Regions from separate parts of the Homo sapiens genome. Here region 2 is linked to region 1. Evidence: read pairs that join two places in POLR2A ChIA-PET (ENCODE). Cell type or tissue: B cell. All regions are shown on one strand. Links, peaks and the distances in the headings refer to the core of each region. The heading gives the core; the rest is flanking DNA.

The links. Peaks named below come from ENCODE experiments on the same cell type or tissue, not always from the same donor. Only the 100,000 strongest peaks of a DNase experiment are listed, where the experiment ranks them.
Region 2: POLR2A ChIA-PET joins it to region 1 with 6 read pairs; 6 of 35 experiments call an interaction of 5 or more read pairs at or near these places.

Annotation. Positions count from the first base shown.
Region 1 is chr5:133,012,885-133,023,396 of GRCh38, reverse strand. It overlaps ZCCHC10 (zinc finger CCHC-type containing 10), which reads left to right. Exons shown (of 5, transcript NM_001300816.3): 2 at 491-556. Among named protein-coding and RNA genes, the nearest start is that of ZCCHC10, 8.4 kb to the left of the region's middle. In B cell, for the core only: no CTCF peak of the experiment used is centred there; no DNase peak of the experiment used is centred there.
Region 2 is chr5:133,076,691-133,080,690 of GRCh38, reverse strand. HSPA4 (heat shock protein family A (Hsp70) member 4) reads right to left here. Exons shown (of 19, transcript NM_002154.4): 7 at 3,793-4,000. Among named protein-coding and RNA genes, the nearest start is that of HSPA4, 27 kb to the right of the region's middle. In B cell, for the core only: no CTCF peak of the experiment used is centred there; no DNase peak of the experiment used is centred there; H3K27ac peaks cover 1,442 bases.

The DNA.
Region 1 (10,512 bases), core at 2,774-6,773:
CTTTCGGAGACTTAACTAGTCAGTCTACTAAATCAATTGGAATGAAATAATTGATTTAATTATTTTTACCTTGTAAACTGTACTTACATCTACCTATATTAAGTAAATTATGGAGTCTAGGCATTATTTGGGGTCATTTCTTCTATTAAACCTTATATGAGATTCCACTACTCCTTCTTCAACATCCAGAGTCGTCATCAAACTTGGCTTGAAGACTTCCAGTAATGTGTACTTACCTCCTGAAGTGGCCTGTTGTGTTTTCAAATCTATCTAAAAGTTTATGTTGAGCTGAAAAACAATAATATTTATAAAGTTAAACCCCATTTCTTTCTTACTCCCTTGTTTTTGAACCTTGCTATGATTTCAGTCAGTTAAAAAACCTTGTTTTCTACCTGAATTGTCATCAAGTCAGACCTCCCCTGCCTTGTATTGATTTTCTGGACTTAAGTGTCAGACTTACCTTTGTCCTTGTTAAATTTCATCTTGTTAGATTCGACACAGAGTTGCAGCCTGTCAAGACCTTTTGGATCCTGATTCAGCCATCCATCGTTATTAGGTATCCCTCTCAGCTTTGTGTCAACTGCAGGTTTGATAAATATGTACATTTGTGTCCTCATACAAGGCATTTATAAAAATGTTGAACAAGGCCGGGGCGTGGTGGCTCATGCCTGTAATCCCAGCACTTTGGGAGGCTGAGGCAGGTGGATCACAAGGTCAAGAGATCGAGACCATCCTGGCCAACATGTTGAAACCCCATCTCTACAAAAATTACAAAAATTAGCTGGATGTGGTGGCATGCGCCTGTAGTCCCAACTACTCGGGAGGCTAGGCAGGAGAATTGCTTGAACCCGGGAGACGGAGGTTGCAGTGAGCCGAGATCTCGCCACTGCAGTCCAGCCTGGCGACAGACCGAGAGTCTGTCTCAAAAAAAAAAAAAAAGTTGAACAATACCAAACCATGCAGGCCATAACTGGATCTCTCTCTATATTGTCATGCACCACATAACAGATCCCATATATTAATTCTATGGTTGTCCCATAAGATTATAATGGAGCTAAAAAAATTTCTGTTGCCTAGTGACATCTTGATGATCCTGACCCTGTGTAGACCTAGGCTAATGTGTGTGTGTCTTAGTTTTTTACAAAAAAGTTTAAAAAGAAAAATAAATTTTAATAGAAAACAGCTTATAGAATGAAGATATAAAGAAAGAAAAAATTTTTGTACAGCTATAAATGTGTTTGTGTGTTAATGGTTATTACAAAAGAGTCAAAAAGTTTTAAACATTTATAAGTTATAAAGTAGGCCGGGTGCGGTGGCTCATGCCTGTAATCCCAGCACTTTGGGTGGCCCATGGTGGGTGGATGACCTGAGGTCCAGAGTTCAAGACCAGCTTGATCAACATGGTGAAACCCCATATCTACTAAAAATACAAAAAATTAGCCAGGTGTCGTGGCGGGCACCTGTAATTCCAGCTACTTGGGAGGCTGAGGCAGGAGAATCACTATAACCTGGGAGGCGGAGGTTGCAGTGAGCCGAGATCACACCATTGCACTCCAGCCTGGGTGACAGAGCAAGACTCTGTTTCAAAAAAAAAAAAGTTATAAAGTAAAATTGTAGTAAGCTAAGATTAATTTATTATTGAAATTTAAAAAAATTATAAATTTAGGGCAGCCTAATGTACAGTATTTATAAAGTCTATGGTAGTGTCATGATTACTGTAGCTTCATAATAAGTCTTGAATCCACGTGTTAGTCCTCTGATTTTGCTCTTTTTCAGAGTTATTTTGACTATTTTAGATTGTATTTCCAGATAAATTTTAAATTAGCTTACCAAAAGCTGCTGCGATTTCAGCTGGGATTGCATTGAGTGTACAGATCAACCTATGGAGAATTGACATCCTAACAGTATTGAGTTTTCTGATCCGTGCTTATGTATATCTCGCCATTTATTTAGGTCATCTTTAATTTCTCTTAGCAGTGTTTTGTAGTTTTCAGAGGTCTTGCACATCTTTTGTCAGATTTGTCCCTAAGTATTGTAATAGTGTTTTTTAAAAATTTTAGTTTCAAAAGGCTGGGCGCAGTAGCTCACGCCTGTAATCCCAGCACTTTGGGAGGCTGAGGTGGGCGGATCACAAGGTCAGGAGATCGAGACCATCCTGGCTAACACGGTGAAACCCTGTCTCTACTAAAAATACAAAAATTAGGCCGTGCGCGGTGGCTCACGCCTGTAATCCAGCACTTTGGGAGGCCGAGGCGGGCGGATCACGAGGTCAAAAGATCAAGACTATCCTGGCTAACACAGTGAAACCCCATCTCTACTAAAAATACAAAAAATTAGCCGGGCATGGTGGCGGGTGCCTGTAGTCCCAGCTACTCAGTAGGCTGAGGCAGGAGAATAGCGTGAAGCCGAGAGGCAGAGCTTGCAGTAAGCCGAGATTGCACCACTGCACTCCAGCCTGGGCGACAGAGCGAGACTTGTCTCAGAAAAAAAAAATAATAAATACAAAAAATTAGCCGGGCATGGTGGCGGGCGCTTGTAGTCCCAGCTACTCGGGAGGCTGAGGCAGGAGAATGGCATGAACCCGGGAGATGGAGCTTGCAGTGAGCCAATATTGCACCACTGCACTCCAGCCTGGGTGACAGAGTGAGACTCCGTCTCAAAAAAAAAAAAATTTTTAGTTTCAGTTGTTGCTGGTAGTCTTGTGTCTAATGATCTTATGTCCTCTGACCTTACTAATTTATTAGTTCTAATAGCTCTTTTTTTTTTTTTTTTTTAAAGACAGGCTTTTGCTTTGTCAGACAGGCTAGCGTGTAGTTGTATGATCATATCTCGTTGCAGCCTTGAACTCCTGGCTCAAATGATTCTCCCACCACAGCCTCCTGAGTAACTGAGACTACAGCTGCAACCCACTACATTCAGCAATTTTATTTTATTTTTTTATTTATATTTTTTTGAGACAGAGTCTTGCTCTGTGGCCCAGGCTGGAGTACAGTGGCGTGATCTCGGTTCCTTGCAGCCTCTGCCTCCCAGGCTCAAGTGATTCTCATGCCTCAGCCTCCCAAGTAGCTGGGATTACAGGCTAATTTTTGTATTTTCAGTGGAGTTGGGGTTTTGCTGTATTGGCCAGGCTGGTCTTGAACTCCTGGTATCAAGTGATCTGCCTTGGCCTTCCAAAGTGCTGGGATATTACAAGTGTGAACCACCGCTCCTGGCCACAATTTTATTTTTTGTACAGGCAGGGTGTCACTATGTTGCCCAGGCTTGTCTTGAACTCCTGGGCTCAAATGATCCTCCCACCTCTGTTTCCCAAAGTGCTGGGATTATAGGCATGAGCCACTGTGCCTGGCCTAGTTGCTCTATTGTTTGGATTCTTAGGTATTTTCTAGATAAATGATCATCTTTTATGTTCTCTTTTTGGTATGTACTTTTCTTTTTTTTTTTTTTTGAGCTGGAGTCTCACTGTGTCACCCAGGCTAGAGTGCAGAGGCACGATTTCAGCTCACTGCAACCTCTGCCTCTGGGATTCAAGCAATTCTCCTGTCTCAGCCTCCCAAGTAGCTAGGACTACAGATGCACCACCCCACGCAGCTAATTTTTTTATTTTTAGTAGAGACGGGTTTTACCATGTTGGCCAGGCTGGTCTTGAACTCCTGACCTCAAGTGATCCACCCGCCTTCGCCTCCCAAAGTGCTGGGATTACAGGTCTGAGTCACTGCACCCAGCTGGTATGCACATTTAAAATTTTTTTGTTGCATATTAACAAGTTGCCCTTTGAAAAATTTGTGCCACTTTACATTCTTACCAGCGGTGTCCATTTACAGAGTGGCTATTCCCTGCTTTTGCCAACAATAGGCATTAAAAAAACAACTTTGCCAATATGGCAAGTGTGTCCTAGTATTTTTGGTATCAAAGAACGTCATTTCACGTAAAAAGCCTGTACCGTTACAATACATCCCTCAGCCTTACCTTAGCAAATAGAAATGAAATATTGTTTGAATAGATAATTCATTTGGGTAGAAAGAAATGGTAATCTTGTTTGTTTCGAAATTTTGTTTGTCTAACTCAGCAATCTTTATGGAAAATTAGTATTTTTAGGGGTGATTTGTGAGTTGTGAGTGTTTAAAACATACATATAAAATATGTTAATCATACCTGGGCTTCATTTGTTTTCTCTCTCTGTTTTTTTTTTTTAGAGACAGTGTTGCCCAGGCTGGTCTCAAACTCCTGAGCTCGGGTGATCCTGCCTTGGCCTCTCAAAGTGCCAGGATTATAGGCGTGAGCCACTGCGTCCAGCCTCATACCTGAGCTTTAGATGATATTTGTGAATGTCGTATTTATAACAATAAAAAACAAACTCCAGAATGTCTGGTGGATATTTTTAATGACTAGGGTCCCAAGCTACCAGTTTCTCAATATGGAGAAAACAACCTATAAGCTTGGAAAAGAAGACTATGGACCCCCACCGCCAACACCCTCACATATTTTCATTTTTAGGGAAAATCGTGAAAGGCTTTGAAATGGACAGAAAGAAAAGACGATTACTGAGTGCTCTGTCTAGTCCAACCTTCCTGGCTATGTGACTCTATGAGGGCCTGCTTCTTTCATTGTCTTTGCACTGTTTCTCAAATCTTTAAGTCATAGGAAACTTACAGTATTGCAGAAGATTCTTGCCCATAAAAATGCAGCGCAGGCTGGACGTGGTGGCTCACGCCTGTAATCCCAGCACTTTGGGAGGCCAAGGTGGGCCGAGGCCAAGGATCACCTGAGGTCAGGAGTTCAAGACTAGCCTGGTTAACATGACGAAACCCTGTCTCTACTAAAAATACAAAAATTAGTAGGGCAGGGTGGCACACCCTGTAGTCCTAGCTACTTGGGAGGCTGAGGCACGAGAATCGTTTGAACCTGGGAGGCGGAGGTTGCAGTGAACCGAGATTGCGCCACTGTACTCCAGCCTGGACGACAGAGGAAGACTCCGTCTCAAAAAAAAGAGAGAGGCCAAGGAGGGAGGATTGCTTCAGCCCAGGAGTTTGAGACCTGATTGGGCAACATAGTGAGACCTTTTCTCTATTGTAATTAAAAAAAAAAAAAAATCAGCTTGCTGAAGATCATATAGCTATGTAGTAAAAGAGTAAAGATTTCTTTAAAACATTAAAGAAGTGCTGGGATTGCAGGTGTGAACCAACACACCTGGCCTTGGTTTGTTTACTATCTGTGCACTAGAGTTTAATTTTGTCTTTTTTTTTTTTTTTTTTGAGACAGATTCTCACTTTGTTGCCCAGACTGGAGTGCTGTGGTGCGATCTCGGCTCACTGCACCCTCCGCCTCCTGGTTTCAAGCAATTCATAGGCCTCAGCCTCCCACGCAGTTGGGACTACAGGCATGTGCCACAACACCCAGCTAATTTTTTGTATTTTTAGTAGAGACAGAGTTTTGCCATGTTGGCCAGGCTAGTCTCGAACTCCTGGCTTCAAGTGATCCACCCACCTGGCCTCCTAAAGTGTTGGGATTACAGGAGTGAGCTACCACACCTGGCTGTCTCTTTAAACTTTGTATAGAATCGTTCAATCGTTCAATTTGGATTGTTTTGAGTCTATCTTATATCTTATGTTAAATGAAGCTGTAATTTATTCTTTGTTATTACCATGAAGTATTCCTCTGTATTCTGTACCACAAACTTCTGTTCTACTTTCATATTATTTCCAATTTTGAGAATACTGCAAATCATGCTGCCAAGCACAGTGGCTCATGCCTACAATCCCAGCACTTTGGGATGCTGAGGTGGGAAGATTGCTTGAGGCCAGGAGTTTGAAACCAGCCTAGGAAACATAGTGAGACCCTATCTTTACAAAAACTAAAAATATTAGCCATGTGTGGTGGTGCGCACCTGTGGTCCCAGCTGCTTGAGAGGCTGAGGTGGAAGGATGGCTTGAGCTCAGGAGATTCAGGTTGCAGTGAGCCATGATCACATCATCACACTCCAGTCTGGGCAGCAGAGTCAGACACTGTCTCAAAAATGAAAAAAAAAAATCATGCTATGGACATTTTTATAGTTCTTCCTCTTCCCTTCCTGAACAATGCAATCCTAAAGGTATTGGGTAGAATAGAGCACACTAGGTGTCTATGCAGAGGGTCAACTTGGCTTTGAAATATTAGAGCTGAATGTGGGGTCAGGAGAGCACCTACAGAGGAGCTTGAACTGGCTTGTGATGTCAGCAGGTTGCAGAGGTCATCCAGTAGTGGGGAAGTCCAATGCAGGGTGTCAGATCCCAAGCTGGGTCAAAGGTGTCCACACGAGGCAGTTTAACAAAAGTTGTCTCCTCATGGAGAGAATATCCACACGAGGCAGTTTAACAAAAGTTGTTTCCTCATGGAGAGAATATCCACACAGGGTATGTGAGTAGGTATAATTTGGTATAGGGTACCAGAGCCTGTGTATAAAGAGAAATGTGTCTGGGGGGGGCCTGCCTGGCAATGGGAGTCGTGGGTGGGGGTGCAGGGCAGATTCCAAGTGAAGTTAAGAGGATATGGGGGAGGAGGCAGCAGTGGCAACAATGGGCAATTGGTTACATAAGGGGAATTGACCAAATAAGTAATCTATTAAGGATAGTGGGAGCCAGGTTTCTTCCTGAAGAAGGAAGTATAGAAGAGAAAAATAGCTGTGCGCGGTGGGTCACACCTATAATCCCAGCACTTTGGGAGGCTGAGGCGGGCAGATCACCTGAGGTCAGGAGTTCAAGACCAGCCTGGCCAATGTGGTGAAACCCCACCTCTACTAAAAATACAAAAATTAGCCGGGTGTGGTGGCAGGCGCCTGTAATCCCAGCTACTTGGGAGGCTGAGGCAAGAGAATCGATTGAACCCCGGAGGCGGAGGTTGCAGTGAGCCAAGATTGCGCCATTGCACTCCAGCCTGGGCACAGGCGCAAAACTCCGTCTCAGAATAAAAAAAAAAGAGAAAAATAAATAATAATTGCTTCTCAGCTTTTTGGCTAAGATCAAGCGGAGAAAAATTTTAAAAATCTGTGAAATTGGGTTAGAATTAAAATTATCAGTGTGAAATCATGGTTTTCAAAATATTAAATATAGATGTAAGTATGTATATTTGACAGGTGAGTAGGTGTGTGTGTTCCCTAGCTCTGTCCACTGACACTAACTGGAGCGCAATGTCCCAGTAACAGCAAGCACGTGTGTGCCCCCATGTTGGCTCCAAACATTATCAGATCACCTTGGAGAAATGGCTGGTTTCAGGCTGGAGCAGGGAAAATACAAACTGAGCCTATATTTTTTTGTTGTTGTACCAGAAATCAAGGAAATACCCAAATAATAAAGGAGCCATGTCAAAAGAACACATAATCCAGCTTGAAGGAGCTCCCACTGACCAAAACTGTGACAATTTGAGCCTCAGACTAAAAGATGGTGATGGATTATAACCCATTGAATAAAATGGAAAAACATTAATCCACACTCATGAATAAAGGAACTAAATATTTAATGAGGAGTAGGATATTTATGGATTTTCAAGTATTAGCCCACAAAATAATTATTAGTTATCAATTGCTGTGTAACAGATTACTCCTAAAATTTAGTGGCTTATAACAATAAATATCAATTCACAGTTTCCCTGGGTCAGGAATTGAGGAGTGACCTAGGCGAGTGGTTCTGACTCAGTCTCTCCCATGTGGTTGTGATCAGGATGTTGGCAGGGGCAGCAGTTATCTGAAGGCTTGACCAGAACTGGGAATCTGCTTCCAAGATGGTTCACTTACATGGCTATTGACAGCAGGGTAAGGTTCCTTGCCACATGGGTCATTGTGGAGGCTGCTTGAGTAACTTCATGACATGGCAGCTACTTGACCTAGTCTTCAAAGTCACACTCCCTCACCTTGCTTCATTCTGTTAGTTGGAAGCAAGTTGTGAAGTCCAAGCCACACCCAAGGAGAGGGGAATTACAATTCCACAAAATTTGTGAACATATTTTAAAACTGCCACAATTACAAAAGGATGAAAAGTAACTTTACAGGCCAAACGCGGTGGCTTCTGCCTGTAATCCCAGCACTTTGGGAGGCCAAGTCAGCCAGATCACTTGAGGTTAGGAGTTCGAGACCATCCTGGCCAACATGGTGAAACCCTGTATCTGCTAAAAATACAAAAATTAGCTGAGTGTGGTGGTGCGCACCTGTAATCCCAGCTACTCAGTAGGCTGAGGCAGGAGAATCTCTTGAGCCCAGGAGGCAGAGGCTGCAGTGAGCTGAGATCACGCCACTGCACTCCAGCCTGGGTGACAGAGCAAGACTTAGTCTCAAAAAAAAAAAAAAAAAAACCTCACAGTGGCGAAGTCTGGTAGGCACTCCTTAATCAAGGGATCAAAGTGAACATCATCAGTAATAAAACAAATTGAAATCTTATGTTAACCTGATAGGATACAATGAGAAGTACACAGCATCACTTCTGTTTTATTCCTGCCAAAGATACTCAGAGATATCAGATGTGATAGCCAGCCTCTAAGATGGACTATGATGATCTCTGTCTCCTGGTACACCCTTGTGTAATCACGCATTATACCATGGTTGGTCTGTGTGATCAGTAGAATACAGCAAAACTGATGGTCTTGGTCATTCACTCTGGGCGAAGCTGTGTTGTAAGCACTGTGGAAAGGCCAACATGGCAAGGAACTAAAGCCTTCTGCAAATAGCCACATGAGTGGGCTTGGAAGCAAATTTTCCAACTCAAATTGAAGCACACTGTGAAGATACCTGGCTTGCAATCTTCTAAAAGTGTCAAGATCATGAAAAGCAAGACGTGACTGAGGAACTCTTCCCTACTGAAGGAGACTAAAGAAATGTGACAAGTGCAACTGTGGTGCTGAACTGAATTTGCTATACGGGACGTTAAGACATTTGATGCAACTTAGGTGTGGTCTAAAGAATAAATAGGTCTGGGCGCGGTGGCTCACGCCTGTAATCCCAGCACTTTGGGAGGCTGGGGTGGGCGGATCATCTGAGGTCAGGAGTTCAAGACCAGCCTGACCAACATGGAGGAAACCCCCCCTTTACTAAAAATACAAAAAAAAATTAGCCAGGCGTGGTGGCACATGCCTGTAATCCCAGCTACTGGGGAGGCTGAGGCAGGAGAATTGCTTGAACCTGGGAGGCGGAGGTTGTAGCGAGCTGAAATCGCGCCATTGCACTCCAGCCTGGGCAACAAGAGCAAAACTCCGTCTCAAAAAAAAAAAAAAAAAAAAAAGAGTAAATAGTAGGAATGTATCAACATTAATTTCTTGATTTTGATTGATATATAGGAGAAAGTTCTAGTTTACAGAAAATATGCAGGAAAATATTCTGGGTTGATGAGGAATCAAGTGGGCAGCTTACAAATGATTCAGGAAAAATAATTATTTGAAACAGAGTTAGAACTTTTCTGTAAGGTTGTGACTGAAAATTTTTAAAAGCTATAATACATAAAGGAAAAGCAATATTGTAAATATTTTTTGGTATACTTGTGCATAGATTTCTATTGCATACAAGTAGAATTGCTGGGCCATAGAGTAAGCATATCTTTTCAACTATAGTAAATGGTTGTTTTTGAGGCTTTTTTTTTTCCCAAAATAGTTGTACCAATTTGTATTCTTATCAATAGTGGATGGATGTTTCTTTTCCTACATATATATATATTGTTTGAGATGGAGTCTTGCTTTGTTGCCCAGGCTGGAATGCAGTGGCGCAATCTTGGCTGGCCACAGCATCCGCCACCTGGGTTCAAGCGATTCTCCTGCCTCAGCCTCCCAAGTAGGTGGGACTACAGGCGCGCACCACCATGCCCAGCTAATTTTTGTATTTTTAGTAGAGACGAGGTTTCACTATGTTGTCCAGGCTGGTCTCGAACTCCTGACCTCGTGATCTGCCCGCCTCAGCCTTCCAAAGTGCCAGGATTACAGGTGTGAGCCACCACGCCTGGCCTCTTTTGCTACATATCTTTGCTAACATTTGCTATTACTAGTTTTTATTTTTAGTCTTTCTGGGAGTTGTGTAGTGGTGTTTTGTTGGGGTTTTAATTTGCTTTTCTTTGATTACTAATGAATACTTTTTCATATGTTTATTGTTAATTTGTGTTTCCTAGTCCCTTTTTTTTTTTTTTTTCTTGGAGATGGAGTCTCACTCTGTCGCCCAGGCTGGAGTGCAGCAGTGCTATCTCGGCTCACTGCAATCTGTGCCTCTCGGGTTCAAGCAATTCTCCTGCCTCAGCCTCCCAAGTAGCTGGGACCACAGGTGTGCGTTGCCATGCCCAGCTAATTTTTTGTATTTTTATTTTTATTTATTTATTATTTTTTTTTTTTTTTAATTTTTTTTTGAGACGGAGTCTCCCTCTGTCACCCAGGCTGGAGTGCAGTGGCGCTATCTGGGCTCACTGCAAGCTCCGCCTCCCAGGTTCACGCCATTCTCCTGCCTCAGCCTCCTGAGTAGCTGGGACTACAGGCACCCGCCACTGCGCCCGGCTAATTTTTTTGTATTTTTAA
Region 2 (4,000 bases), core at 1-4,000, 60 kb before region 1:
TAAAAAAAAATATATATATATGTAAGATAGGCAAGGAAGATCCAACATAATTATGTAGGAATTCCCAAAAGAGAAAACCACAGCACTACAACAGAATACTAGAAAACATAATTCAAGAAAACTTAAGAAATTTTAATTAAACTTAAATTTGTAATGTCAAACTATATAATGAAAAGGCACACTGCGTACCTGGAAAAAAACTGATGCAAAATAACCAACATCAAAATATAGTGTAGTAAAATTATTGGGTTTTTTTTTTTTTTTTTTTTTTTTGAGACAGGGTCTCACTCTCATCACCCTGGCTGGAGTGCAATGTGGTGTGATCATGGTTCGCTGCAGCCTCGACTTACTAAGCTCAGGTGATCCTCCCACCTCCGCCTCCCGAGTAGCCGGTACTACAAGCGAACACCACCACATCAAGCTACTTTTTTGTATTTTTAGTAGAGACGAGGTTTTGCCATGTTGCCCAGGCTGGTCTCGAACTCCTGAGCTCAAGCCATCCGCCCACCTCGACGTCCCAAAGTGCTAGGATTACAGGTGTGAGCCACCACACCCAAATGGACTTTCAAGAAAAAAAAAAATCAAAAACATTTGGGCATCTAAGCAAAAAGAACAAGTGACAAATATCTAAAAACTATGCTGTCACACTTTGACAGCAATATTATACACCAAAAGAAAATAGATTGTTACTGCATTTAAGATCCTCAACAAGGAAAGAAAAGCTAAGAATGTTCTATCCAGCTAAAGTGACTTTTAAGTATAAACATGGCAAACTGTCATCAACATGCAGGAACTTAAGGAACACTATTCACATGTGCTATCCCTTAGGAATCTGCAGGAGAATGCACTTCCAACCATCAAAACGATGAATTAACACAAAGCTACTAGTAATCTACCAAAATAATCCAAATAATTGAAAATAAGTGTTGACAAAGACGTGGAGAAACTGAAACCCAGTAGGGCGCTGGTGGGGATAATCACTGAGAAATATAGTTTGGAGATTCCTCAAAAAGTTAAACATAGAATTGCTGTATAAGCCAGCAATTCCACTCCTAGGTATATAAGCAAAAGACCTGAAAACAAGTACTTGTTCACAAATGTCCATAGCACTATTCACAATAGCTAAAAAGTAGAAACCCAAATGTCCATCAGCAAACGAATGGATGAATAAAATATGGTATATCCATACAAGAAAATAATATCTGCCCAAAAAAACAAATTAAGTACTGATACAGAATGTGGATGAACCTCAAAAACATTACACTGAGAAGTCAGAACGAAAGAAGCCAGACGCATATTACATGATTACACTTATATGAAATATCCAGAATAGATAAATCCACAGAAACAGAAAACAGGCTGTTGATCACCAGGGACCAGAGGTAAGGGGAAACAGGAAATAATCACCTACTGGGTATGAAGTTTTATTCTGGGGTGATGAAAATGTTTTTCCATTACATAGAGGTGGCCATTGCACAACCCTGTGAATTTACTAAATTCCAGTGAATTGTTTACTTTAAAATGCTTAATTTTATGATACTTGAATTTCACCTCAAGTTTTTAAGTGAAGAAACCATTAATTAAAAGAAATATAATGTCAAATAATCTGGTTTCATCGATTTAAACAAAGGTGAATGTTAAAAGACTAAATGAAGGGGGCCAGGCACAGTATCTCGTGCCTGTAACCCCAGTACTTTGGGAGGCTAAGGCAGGCAGATCACTTGAGTCCAGAAGTTCAAGACCAGCCTGGGCAACATGGTGACACCCAGTCTCTACAAAAAATACAAAAATTAGCCAGGCGTGGTGGCACGTGCCTGTAGTCCCAGCTACTCAGGAGACTGAGGCAGGAGGATCACTTGAGCCCAGGAAACAGAGGGTGCAGTGAGCCAAGATCACACCACTACACTCCAGCCTAGGTGACAGAGTAAGATCCTGTCTCAAAAAAATAACAACAACAATAATCACACTAAATGAAGGCTATAATATAGAACATATAAGAGCTACGTATTCTGATGATGTAAATACAGTACAACTTTTTTTTTTTTTTTTTTTTTTGGAGACAGTGTCTCACTTTGTTGCCCAAGCTAGAGTACAGTGGCACGATCTCAGCTCACTGCAACCTTCATCTCCCAAGTTCAAGCGATTCTCCTGCCTCAGCCTCCCAAGTAGCTGGGATTACAGGCGCCTGCCACCACACCCAGCTAGTTTTTGTATTTTTAGTAGAGAAAGAGTTTCACCTCGTTGGCTAGGCTGGTCTCTAACTCCTAACCTCAAGTGATGCACCTGCCTCCCAAAGTGCTGGGATTACAGGAGTGAGCCACCATGCCCCATCACAGTACAACTATTTTTTTTTTTTCTTTTGAGACGGAGTCTCACTGTCGCCCAGGCTGGAGTGCAGTGGTGCGATCTCAGCTCACTGCAAGCTACACCTCCCAGGTTCACACCATTCCCCTGCCTCAGCCTCCCCAGCAGCTGGGACTACAGGCACCCGCCACCATACCCGGCTAATTTCTTGTATTTTTAGTAGAGACGGGGTTTCACCATGTTAGCCAGGATGGTCTCAATCTCCTGACCTCGTGATCCGCCTGCCTCTGCCTCCCAAACTGCTGGGATTACAGGCGTGAGCCACCGTACCAGGCCACAACTATTTTCAAACAACAGCACACAGGCAAATTCAGTTTTTAAAAAATTTAAACTACTTAATAAGTATCTACTTAGCTCTTACAAACACGTAACATTTCACTAACAATTTCTTAAACATACTGGCTTACCTCCAGACTTCATGGAACACACATACACACACACAAGACTGCTGCTTAACAAAAACGAAAGCCATCTCTTCCAAGTAGGGGGAGAGGTGACTAAAAATTTGGATACAAAGCAACAATAAACACCATTTCAATTTTTTTACGGATAGCTCAGGCCCATGTCTCCAAATACACCATCAGTCTTGCCTGAATTCTACCAGTAGAGTTCACAGCCAAAAGAACATCTTACTCCCATCATCCAAGCAACTGAACCAGGCAACAATAACACTCTGGGTAGTTTCTGAGGATAACCCCGAAATGTCAATTACCCAGAATTCTTGCAGCACTATACAAAAAGAGCTGTCACCCTCAAGTGAACCCGAATATTTCAAAAAGAAAAATTTCGGGCTAGGCACGGTGGCTCACACCTGTAATCCTCATACTTTGGGAGGCTGAGGTGGGTGGATCACCTGAGGTCAGGAGTTTGAGACCAGCCTGGCCAACATGGCGAAACACCGTCCCTACTAAAAATACAAAAATTAGCTGGGCGTGGTGGCAGGCACCTATAACCCCAGCTACTCAGGAGGCTGAGGCAGGAGAATCGCTTGAACCTGGGGGTGGAGGTTGCAGTGAGTTGAGATTGTGCCACTTTACTCCAGCCTGGGCAAAACAGCAAAAACCTCCATCTCAAAAAAAAAATTACAATTTCTTAGTCACTGGGTAAATTAAATTCAATTTAATTCTGCATTACAGCCCTTTGCCCTGATTTTTTGGAAACTGAAATCTCGTGTATAACAAATGCATATGTAAAGAACTATCAACATGTTGGAATATTCAATTTATCAGAACAAAAACATTAGTCTACATTATTAACCAGACCCAACTTTACATAAAAAGCAGGGTCCTGAATGGCTTCTAATTTTTAAAATAGAACCAAAATTATCATATAACCTCCGTGATTATTTTAACAATTAGCCAATTAAAGGTTAATATATGTGGAGAAAACTCACTCTTCACTTTAACATCGAAATAGTAATATACTTACCTATTCATAGTTCCAGATACATCAACATCATTCATAAAACATTCAATGCTCAAAGGGAGATCTGAAGCATTTGCACTCATCAATTTCTTGAGTTTCTCACACTCCTGAGAGAGTCGTAATAATGCACGGATTTTGGACTTAATGTCTAGCTTGTATTTCTTCCCAAATTCTTCACAGAAGTGATTTACTAACACTTCATCAAATTTTC